2 separate regions of the Homo sapiens genome follow, and region 1 is linked to region 2. Evidence: read pairs that join two places in POLR2A ChIA-PET (ENCODE). Cell type or tissue: MCF 10A. All regions are shown on one strand. Region 1 overlaps ZNF337-AS1 (ZNF337 antisense RNA 1). Region 2 overlaps GINS1 (GINS complex subunit 1).

Region 1 (5,000 bases), 230 kb after region 2:
CTCAGCAATGCATGAAGATGTAACAGTCTCTCCTTGTCTGAGATGACACCTGGAGTTCTTTGTCCTACCTCCAAGATGATTAAGGAGTACAGACACAAAGGTGAGGTTAGAGCAAAAGTTTAATAAGCGAAAGAAGAAAGCTCTCTGCCAGCAGAGTGGGGGGCTCAAATGGGGTGCCCACTATGAGGCTGGCGTCCCGGGTTTTATGGACTGGGAAGGGGAAGGAATGTGCTTAGTTCCTGGGCTGTCTTGGAGAACACATAACTCAGCTTGGCCCAGAGACCTTGGCCGCAACCAATCAGGAGCTGAAATGATGATTTATAGCTGCTGCTCAGCTTGGCCCAGGACCTATCAGAAACTGAATTGAAAGCTTGGCCCAGGACCTTAGCCTGGGACCAATCGGGCTGAAATGATAATTCATAGAAGCCGGACTTACAGTCCAAATAAAGGAAAATAGAGTGACCACTAGAACCCACCGGAGCCCACTGTGCCCATGCCCACAAAAGGAGAAGAAACTTTTCCTCAGAACCTGCTGAGTATACAAAGGACAAAGGCATTTCTATGCCAGGCCTTGTTCTCTTATCTGAGTGAGCTGGAGGTTTGCACAAGTTTGTATCCCAAAGGGCCAGAGGTTTTACTATCTGTGCCACCATGGGCATGTCTCTAGGCACAGCACCCTGTGTTAGTTCCCTTATCAGCCTAAATTTTTTCTCAGGCTGCTTTTTTTTTTTTTTTGAGGCAGAGTCTTGCTCTGTCACCAGGCTGGAGTGCAGTGGCGCCATCTCAGCTCACTGCAACCTCCGCCTCCCAGGTTCAAGCGATTCTCCTGCCTTAGCCTCCAGAGTAGCTGACACTACAGACGGCACGCCACTACGCCCAGCTAATTTTTATATTTTTAGTAGAGACAGGGTTTCACCATGTTGGCCAGGATGGTCTCGATCTCTTGACCACGTGATCCACCCACCTCCACCTCTCAAAGTGCTGGGATTACAGGCGTGAGCCACCGCCAGGGCCTCTCAGGCTGCTTTTTATGTTATGTGAGAATGAGGCACTGACCCACGGGCCAGGGGCTCTCTGGCACCCTTCCCTTGTTATCTATCTAAGGCAAGCTAAATAACTCCTTTCAATAGTATCTAATAATCCTTTCTAAGGTCTCAGTTGTTGTATCTCCTTTCTCATTTCTGATTTTATTTGGATCTTTCTCTTTTTCTCTTAGTCTAGATAAATGTTTGTTGATTTTGTTTATCTTTCCAAAAAAACAAGGTCGGGCATGGTGGCTCATGCCTGTAATCCCAGCGTTTTGGGAGGCTGAGGTGGGCAGATTACTTGAGCTCATGAGTTCAAGACCAGCCTGGGCAACATGGCGAAACCCCATCTCTATAAAAAATACAAAAATTAGGTGGGCGTGTGGGCACATGCCTGTAGTCACAGCTGTTTGGTGGGAGGATGGCTTGAGTTTGGGAGGTGGAGGTTGCAGTGAGCAGAGGTGGTGCCACTGCACTCCAGCCTGGGCAATAGAGTGAGACCCTGTCTAAAAAAAAAAACAAAAAACAAAGCCCACCAAACCACCTTTTCATTTTGTTGATTTCTTTTCATTTATTTCTGTTCTAATCTTTATTGTTTCTTTCCTTCTACTAATTTTGGGTTTGGTTTGTTCTTGCTTTTCTAGTTTCTTGAGGTGTATCGTTAGGTTGTTTATTTGAAGTCTTTCTACTTTTTTGATATAGGCGTTAGTTGCTATAAACTTCCCTGTTAGTATTGCTTTTCCTGTATCCCATAGACTTTGATATGTCATATTTCCATTTTCATTTGTTTCAAGACATTTTAAAATTTCCTTTTTCTAGGCCAGGTATGGTAACTCATGCCTGTTAATCCCAGTGCTTTGGGAGGCCACTGTAGGTGTATCTCTTGAGTCCAGGATTTTGAGACCTGCCTGGACAACATGGCAAAAACCAGTCTTTAAAAAATAAAAATAAAAAATTAGCCAACTGTGGTGGCGCATGCCTGTGGTCCTAGCTACTCAGGAGTCTGAGGCAGGAGGATCTCTTGAGCCTGAGAGTTTGAGGCTGCAGTGAGCAGTGATCACATCACTGTACTGCAGCCTGGGTAATGGAGCAGGACCCTGTCTCAAAAGAGAAAAAAAAAATTTCTTCTTTTATTTTTTTCTTAAGAGATGATCTTGCTATGTTGCCTATGCTATGTTGCCTGGGCATAGCTCATTACTGATCAGCATGCAAGTTTTGACCTGCCCTGTTTCCAACTTGGGTCACTTCCCAGTCTCCTTGGGCAACTTGATGATCACCTGCTCCCAGGAGGTCACTGTATTGATGCTGAACTTAGCATGGACACCTAATTGACATACCATACTATAGCCCAGAACTCCTAGATACAAGTGATCCTCCAGCCTCAGCCTCTTGAGTAACTTGTACAATAGGCATGTACCACTGCACCTGGCTCCTTCTTAATTTTTTCTTTGACCCATTGGTCATTCAGGAGCATGTTGTTTAATTTCCATGTGTTTGTGTATTTTTCTGAGATTCCTCTTGTTATTGATTTCTGTAGTTTTATTCCATTGTGGTCAGAAAAAATACTTGATATGATTTCTATTTTTTCAAATAGAAGTCAGACTTGTTTTTTTTGGATAGAAATCAGACTTGATACAGACTTGGTTTGTGGCTTAAGGTATGGTCTGCTCTGGAGAACGTTCCATGTACTGGTAAAACTGCTGCATTCGATAGCAGTTGGGTGAAATTTTTTTTTTTTTTTTTTTTTTTTGTCACCCAGGCTGGAGTGCAATGGCATGATCTCAGCTCACTGCAACCTCTGCCTCCTGGGTTCAAGCAATTCTCCTGCCTCAGCCTCCCGAATAGCTGGGATTACAGGCATGCGCCACTACGCCTGGCTAATTTTTTTTTTACTTCATTTTTAGTAGAGACGCGGTTTTACCATTTTGGCCAAGCTGGTCTCGAACTCCTGACATGAGGTGATCCTCCCACCTCGGCCTCCCAAAGTGCTGGGATTACAGGTGTGAGCCACTGTGCCCAGCCGAAATTTACTTTAAATGTCAGTTAGACCTATTAGATCTTGTGTAGTTTAACTCTGCCATTTCTTTGTTAATTTTCCGTGTGGATGATCTGTACTTTACTGAGAGTGAAGTGTTAAAAGCCTCTACTATTATTGTATTATAGTCTAACTCTCTCTTTAGAGCTATTATGTTTGCTTTATATACTTGGGAGCTCTGGTGTTGGGTGCACAGATTATTTATTTATTTATTTATTTATTTTTGAGACGGAGTCTTGCTCTGTTGCCCAGGCTGGAGTGCAGTGGCGCGATCTCTGCTCACTGCAAGCTCCACCTCGCAGGTTCACGCCATTCTCCTACCTCAGCCTCCCGAATAGGTGGGACTACAGGCGCTGGCTACCATGCCCGGCTAATTTTTTGTATTTTTAGTAGAGACGGGGTTTCACTGTGTTAGCCAGGATGGTGTCGATCTCCTGACCTCGTGATCCACCTGCCTCAGCCTCCCAAAGTGCTGGGATTACAGGTGTGAGCCACTGCACCCAGCCGGGTGCACAGATTATAGTCTCTTCCTGAATTGATGCCTTTATCATTATACAGTGACCCTCCTTTTCTTTTTTATAGTCTTTGATTTGTAGCATATTTTATCTTATATAAGTATAGATAGTCCTGCTTTTTAAAATTTTCCAGTTGCATGGAATATCTGTTTCCACCCCTTCACTTTCAGTCTACCTGTGTCTTTAGAGGTGAAATGGGTTTCTTGAAGGTAGCATATAGTTGGTTTTTGCTTCTTTATCCATTCAGCCACTCATGTTTTCTAGCTGGAGAAGTGAGAACATTTACATTCAGTGTTATTATTGATAAGTAAGGACTTACTACTGCTATTTTGTTGCTTGTTTTCTGGTTGTTTTGAGACTTGTCTCTTCCTTTCTTACTGTCTTCCTTATCTTGTAGTATGTTTTAATTTGTTGCTTTTTACTTGTAGTGGATCTATTATAAAAACTGCTGTGGTTACCATGAAGCTTACAAAAATGTTTTTATAGATATGAGTTATTTAAAAGAGATGACAACTTATCTTAGATCCCAAATAATAGAAACAAACAAAGCCAAAAAAACCCCCACAAGTTTTACAGTTTAATTCCTACCCCCACGTTTTAACTTTTAGTTGTCTCAATTTATACTTTTTTTTTTTTTGCGATGGAGTTTCACTCCATTTTGAGATGGAGTGCCGTGGTGCAATCGCAGCTTACTGCAACCTCTGCCTCCCGGGTTAAAGCAATTCTTCTGCATCAGCCTCCTGAGTAGCTGGGATTACAGTTGCCTGCAACCACATGCATCTAATTTTTGTACTTTTAGTAGAGATGGGGTTTTGCCATGTTGGCCGGGCTGGTCTCAAACTTGTGACTTCAGGTGATCCACAAGCCTCAACCTCCCAAGCTGCTTGGATTACAGGCATGAACCAATGCTCCAGCCAATTTATACATTTTTATGTAAAATAATAAGTTTTCTTTTGCACATTAGTGTTTTCTTCTTTCAGGTTGAAGAACTGTCTTTAGCATTTCTTGCAAGAAGGGTCTGGTGGTGGTGAATTCTATCTGGGAAATACTTTATCTCCCCTTAATATTTTAATGACAGTTCATTTGGATACAATATCCTTGGATGGCAGTTTTTATTTCTTTGAGTACTGAGCATGTCATTCCACTCCCTCCTGTCCTGTATGATTTCCATTGAGAAGTCTGTTGCCAGACACATTGGAGGTCTTTTGTATGTTATTTGCTTCTTATTTCTCAGTGGTTTTAGGATCTTCTCTTTGTCCTTGACCCTTGAGAGTTTGATTATTATATGCCTTGGGATAGTCTTATTGGGTTGAATCTGTTTGATGTACTAACACCTTCCTGCACCTGGATATTTATCTCTTTCTCCTGTTTTTGGCATTTTCTGTTATCATTTCTTTGAAGAAGATTTCTACCCTTTGCTCTTGG
Region 2 (5,000 bases):
CCTCCTCGGCCTCCCAAAGTGCTGCGATTACAGGTGTGAGCCACTGCGCCTGGCCCAGAATTTCCTTCCTTTTTAAGGATGAGTAATATTCCTTTTTCTGGCTATACCACATTTTGCTTATCCATTTATCCATCTATGGACACTGGGTTGCTTCTTTATTTTAGCTATCATTTTATGATCAATGCTGCTATGAACGTGGATATATAAATCTCTTTGAGACTCTGCTTTTAATTTTGGGGGGCATATATCCAGAGTGGAATTACTAGATCATATGGTAATACTATGTTTGAGGAATTGTCATACTGCTTTCCACAGCAGCCATACCATTTTACATTCCAACATTACGCAAGGGTTCCATTTTCTCCACATCCTCACCAACACTAAATATTTTGGGGTTATTTTGTTTCGTTTTTGAGACAGAGTTTTGCTCTTGTCACCCAGGCTGGATGCAGTGGCGCGATCTCGGCTCAACCTGCAACCTCCACCTCCCAGGTTCACCTCAACTGCAACCTCCACCTCCCAGGTTCAAGTGATTCTCCTGCCTCAGCCTCCCAAGTAGCTGGGATTACAGGTGCCCACCACCACACCTGGCTAATTTTTGTATTTTTAGTAGAGACACGGTTTCACCATTTTGGCCAGGCTGGTCTTGAACTCCTGACCTCAGGTGATCCTCCCGCCTCAGCCTCCCAAAGGCATGAGTCACCATGCCTGGCCTTGTTCTGTTTTTTAATCATAGCCATCCTAAAGGATGTAAAACGTGGTTTTGACTTTTATTTCCCTAATGATTAGTGATGTTGAGCATCTTTTCATATGCTTATTAGCTATTCCTGTGTCTTCTTTGGAGAAATGTTTATTCAAATAATTGGCCCCCTTTATGGGGCCCATTTTCAAATAGGGTTTTGTTGTTGTGGAGATTTAGAAATCCTTTATGTATTCAGTATGTTAATTTGTTATCAGATATATGATTTGCAAATATTTTCTCCCATTCTCTGGGTTGCCTTTTTATGCTGTTGATAGTGTCTTTTTTTTTCTTTTTTTTCTGTTTTCTTCCTTCAGTATCATGTTGATATTTTAAAATTTTCATGCAGCCCAGTTCGTCATTTTTTTTTTTTTTTTTTTGAGATGGAATTTTGCTCTTGTTGCCCAGGCTAGAATGCAGTGGTGTGATCTCGGCTCACTGCAACCCCTGCTTCCTGGGTTCAAGCGATTCTCCTGCCTCAGCCTCCTGAGTAGCTGGGATTACAGGCATGCACCACCACACCCAGCTAATTTTTTGTATTGTTAGCAGAGATAGGGTTTCATCATGTTGGCCAGGCTGGTCTTGAAATCCTGACTTCAGGTGATCCACCCACCTTGGCCTCCCAAAGTGCAGGGATTACAGGCGTGAGCCATCGCACCCGGCCAATTTTTTTTGTTTTGTTGGTTGTGCCTTAGGAGTCATATCCCAGAAATCATTGCTAAATACAATGTCATAAAACTTTTGACCTGTATTTCCTTCTAAGTATTATGTTGTTTTACATTTGCATTTCGGTCTTTGATCCATTTCAAGTTAATTTTTGTATGGTGTTAGGTGATGGTCCAACTTTATTTTTTTGCATGTGGAAATCTAGCTTTCCAAGCATAATTTCTTTTTTTTTTTTTTTTTTTTTTTTGAGACAGAGTCTCTGTCTGTCGCCCAGGCTGGAGTGCAGTGGCACAATCTCGGCTCACTGCAAGCTCTGCCTCCTGGGTTCACGCCATTCTCCTGCCTCAGCCTCCCGAGTAGCTGGGACCACAGGTGCCCACCACGACGCCCAGCTAATTTTTTGTATTTTTTAGTAGAGACGGGGTTTCACCGTGTTAGCCAGGATGGTCTGGATCTCCTAACCTTGTGATCCGCCCACCTCGGCCTCCCAAAGTGCTGGGATTACAGGTGTGAGCCACCGCACCCGGCCTCCAAGCATAATTTCTTAATAAGACTGCCCTTTCCCCATTGTGAATGGTTTTGACACTCTTGTCAAAAATCATTTGACTATGTAGGCAAGGGTTTATTTTTTATCTCTTTATCCTATTCCATTGTTCTGTACATCTGTCGTAAAAAAAGTTTTTTTAATATATATATACATCTGTCTTTATGCCAGAACTGTAGTATTTCGATTGTTGTAGCTTTGCAGTAAGTTTAAATTAGGGATTTTGGGTCCTCCACCTTCATTCCTCTCTCTTTTTTTTTTTTTTTTTTTTTTTTTTTTTTTTTTTTTGAAACGAAGTCTTGCTCTGTCGCCCAGGCTGGAGTACAGTGGTGCACTCTTGGCTCACTGCAACCTCCACCTCCTGGGTTCAAGTGATTCTCCTTTCTCAGCCTCCCAAGTAGCTGAGACTAAAGGCGCCTACCACCATGCCCGGCTAATTTTTTATAGTTTTAGTAGAGATGGGGTTTCACCATGTTGGCTAGGCTGGTCTCGAACTCCTGACCTCAGGTGATCCGCCCACCTCAGCCTCCCAGAGTGCCGGATTACAGGCATGAGCCACCACGCCCGGCCCCATTCCTCTTTTTAAAGGTTGTTTTCACTATTTGAGATTTTATATGGATTGTGGGATGGGTTTTTCTGTTTCTCCAAAAGACACTTTTGGGATTATAGTAGGGATTGTGTAGGTCACTTAGGGTGCATTGACATCTTAATATTAAATCTTCCAATCCATGAACATGGGATGTGTTTCCAATTGTTGATGTCATCTTTAATTTTCTTCAGCAGTGTTTTTTAGTTTTCATTGTTCAAATCTTTCTCCTCTTTCGTTAATTTAATTTCTATATATTTTATTCTTTTCGCACTGATAAACTGAATTATTTTCATAATTTTTATTTTCAGATTGTTCGTTGTTAGTGTATAGAAATGCAACTGATTTTTGTGTGTTGACTTTGCATCCTGTTACTGTGCTGAATTCATTTATTAGTTCTAAAAGTTTTTTGTGGAATCATTAAAATTTTCTACATGTAAGATCATATCATCTGCAAACAGATAATTTTAGTTTTTCCTTTTTAATTTAGAATCCTATTTCTTTTTCTTGTCTAATTACTCTGACTGTAACTCCAGTTTTATGTTGAATAGAAGTGGCAAAAGCAGAAATCTTTTGCCTTCTTAGTGAACTTAGAGGAAAAGCTTTCAGTCTTTCTTTTTCTTTTTGAGACAGAGTCTTGCTCTGTTGCCCAGGTTGGAGTGCAGTGGCACAATCTCAGCTCACTTCAACGTCCGCCTCCTAGGTTCAAGCGATTCTCCTGCCACAGCCTCCTAAGTAGCTAGGACTACAGGCACATGCCATCACGCCCAGCTAATTTTTGTATTTTTATTAGAGACAGGGTTTTACCATAGAGGCCAGGCTGGTTTTGAACTCCTGACCTCATCATCCACCCGCCTTGGCCTCCCAAAGTGCTGGGATTATAGGCGTGAGCCACCGTGCCTGGCCAGCTTTCAGTCTTTCACCATTGAATATGATGTTTGCTGTAGAGTTTCCATATATGGCTTTTATTATGTTGATGTATAGTTATCTTCTGTTCCTAGTTTGTTGAGTATTTTTATGAAAGGAAGTTGAATTTTGTCAAACGCTTTTTCTGTATCAATTGAAATGATCATGTTTTTTTCCCTTCGTTCTGTTAATGACTTATATTGATTGATTTTCATATCTTGAACTGTCCTTGCATTCCAAAAATAAATCTCAATTGATTTATGATGAACTCTTTTACTATGCTGCTGAATTTGATTTGATACTATTGTGGTGATAATTTTTTTAATTTTTATTTTTCAAGACGGAGTTTTGGTCTGGTTGCCCAGGCTGGAGTGCAATGGCACGATCTTGACTCACCGCAACCTCTGCCTCCTGGGTTCAAGCGATTCTCCTGCCTCAGCCTCCCAAGTAGCTGCGATTACAGGCATGTGCCACCACACCCGGCTAATTTTGTGTTTTTAGTAGAGATGGGGTTTCTCCATGTTGGTCAGGCTGGTCTCGAACTCCCGACCTCAGGTGATCCTCCCGCCTTGGCCTCCCAAAGTGCTGGGATTACAGGCGTGAGCCACCATGCCTGGCCTGTGTTGAGAATTTTTGCATCAGTGTTCATAAGGGACATTGGTCTATAGTTTTCTTGGAGTATCTTTTCTGGCTTTGGTATTAGGGTAATGCTGGCCTCATAAAATGAGTTAGGGAGGTGTTCCCTCCTTTTATATTTTTTAGAAAAGTTTGAGAAGGATTGGTGTTCTTGAAATGTTTGATAGAGTTACCCAGTGAAGCCATCAGCTCTAGGGTTTTCTTTATTGAGAGATTTTTGATTAGTGATTGAGTCCCCTTACTAGCTATAGGTCTATTCCAATTTACTAGTTCTTAATCATTCAGTCTTTGTAGGTTTGTGTTTCTGGGAATTTGTCCATTTCATCTAGGTTTTCCAATTTGTTGGTGTACAATTGTTCATAGGACTCTTAGAACTCTTTTTATTTCTGTAGGATTGGTAGTAATGTCCTCACTTTCATTTTTGATTTTAGTAATTTGAGCCTTCTTTTATTCTTAGTCTGTCTAGCTAAAGGTTTGTAAATTTTGTTGACCTTTTAAAATAACCAAATTTTAGTTTTATTGGTTTTCTCTATGAGTGTTTCTGTTCTTCATTTTATTAATGTCTGCTCTAATCATTATTTCCTCCTTCTAGCTTTAGGTTTAGCTTGCTTTTCTTTTTCTGGTTCCTTAAGATGTAAAGTTAGGTGGTTGGCTTGAAATTTGTCTTCTTTCGTTTTTGTTTTTGTTTCTTTTTTCTTTTTCTTTTTCTTTTTCCTTTTTTCTTTTTTCTTTTTTTTTTTTTGAGACAGGATCTCACTCTGTTACCCAGGCTGTAGTGCAGTGTCACAATCTCAGCTCACTTCATCCTCCGCCTCCAGGGTTCAAGTGATTCCCATGCCTCAGCCTCCCGAGTAGCTGGGACTGTAGGGGTGCGCCACCACGCCCGGCTAATTTTTGTATTTTTTGCTAGAGACAGGATTTTA

The links. Peaks named below come from ENCODE experiments on the same cell type or tissue, not always from the same donor. Only the 100,000 strongest peaks of a DNase experiment are listed, where the experiment ranks them.
Region 1: POLR2A ChIA-PET joins it to region 2 with 5 read pairs; 2 of 35 experiments call an interaction of 5 or more read pairs at or near these places.

Annotation. Positions count from the first base shown.
Region 1 is chr20:25,652,427-25,657,426 of GRCh38, forward strand. All of the region lies in intron 2 of ZNF337-AS1 (ZNF337 antisense RNA 1), which reads left to right. It also overlaps the pseudogene RN7SL594P. Among named protein-coding and RNA genes, the nearest start is that of ZNF337-AS1, 31 kb to the left of the region's middle. In MCF 10A, no CTCF peak of the experiment used is centred here; a DNase peak (open chromatin) is centred at 2,275.
Region 2 is chr20:25,426,770-25,431,769 of GRCh38, forward strand. The region is part of intron 5 of GINS1 (GINS complex subunit 1); the gene reads left to right. Among named protein-coding and RNA genes, the nearest start is that of GINS1, 22 kb to the left of the region's middle. In MCF 10A, no CTCF peak of the experiment used is centred here; no DNase peak of the experiment used is centred here.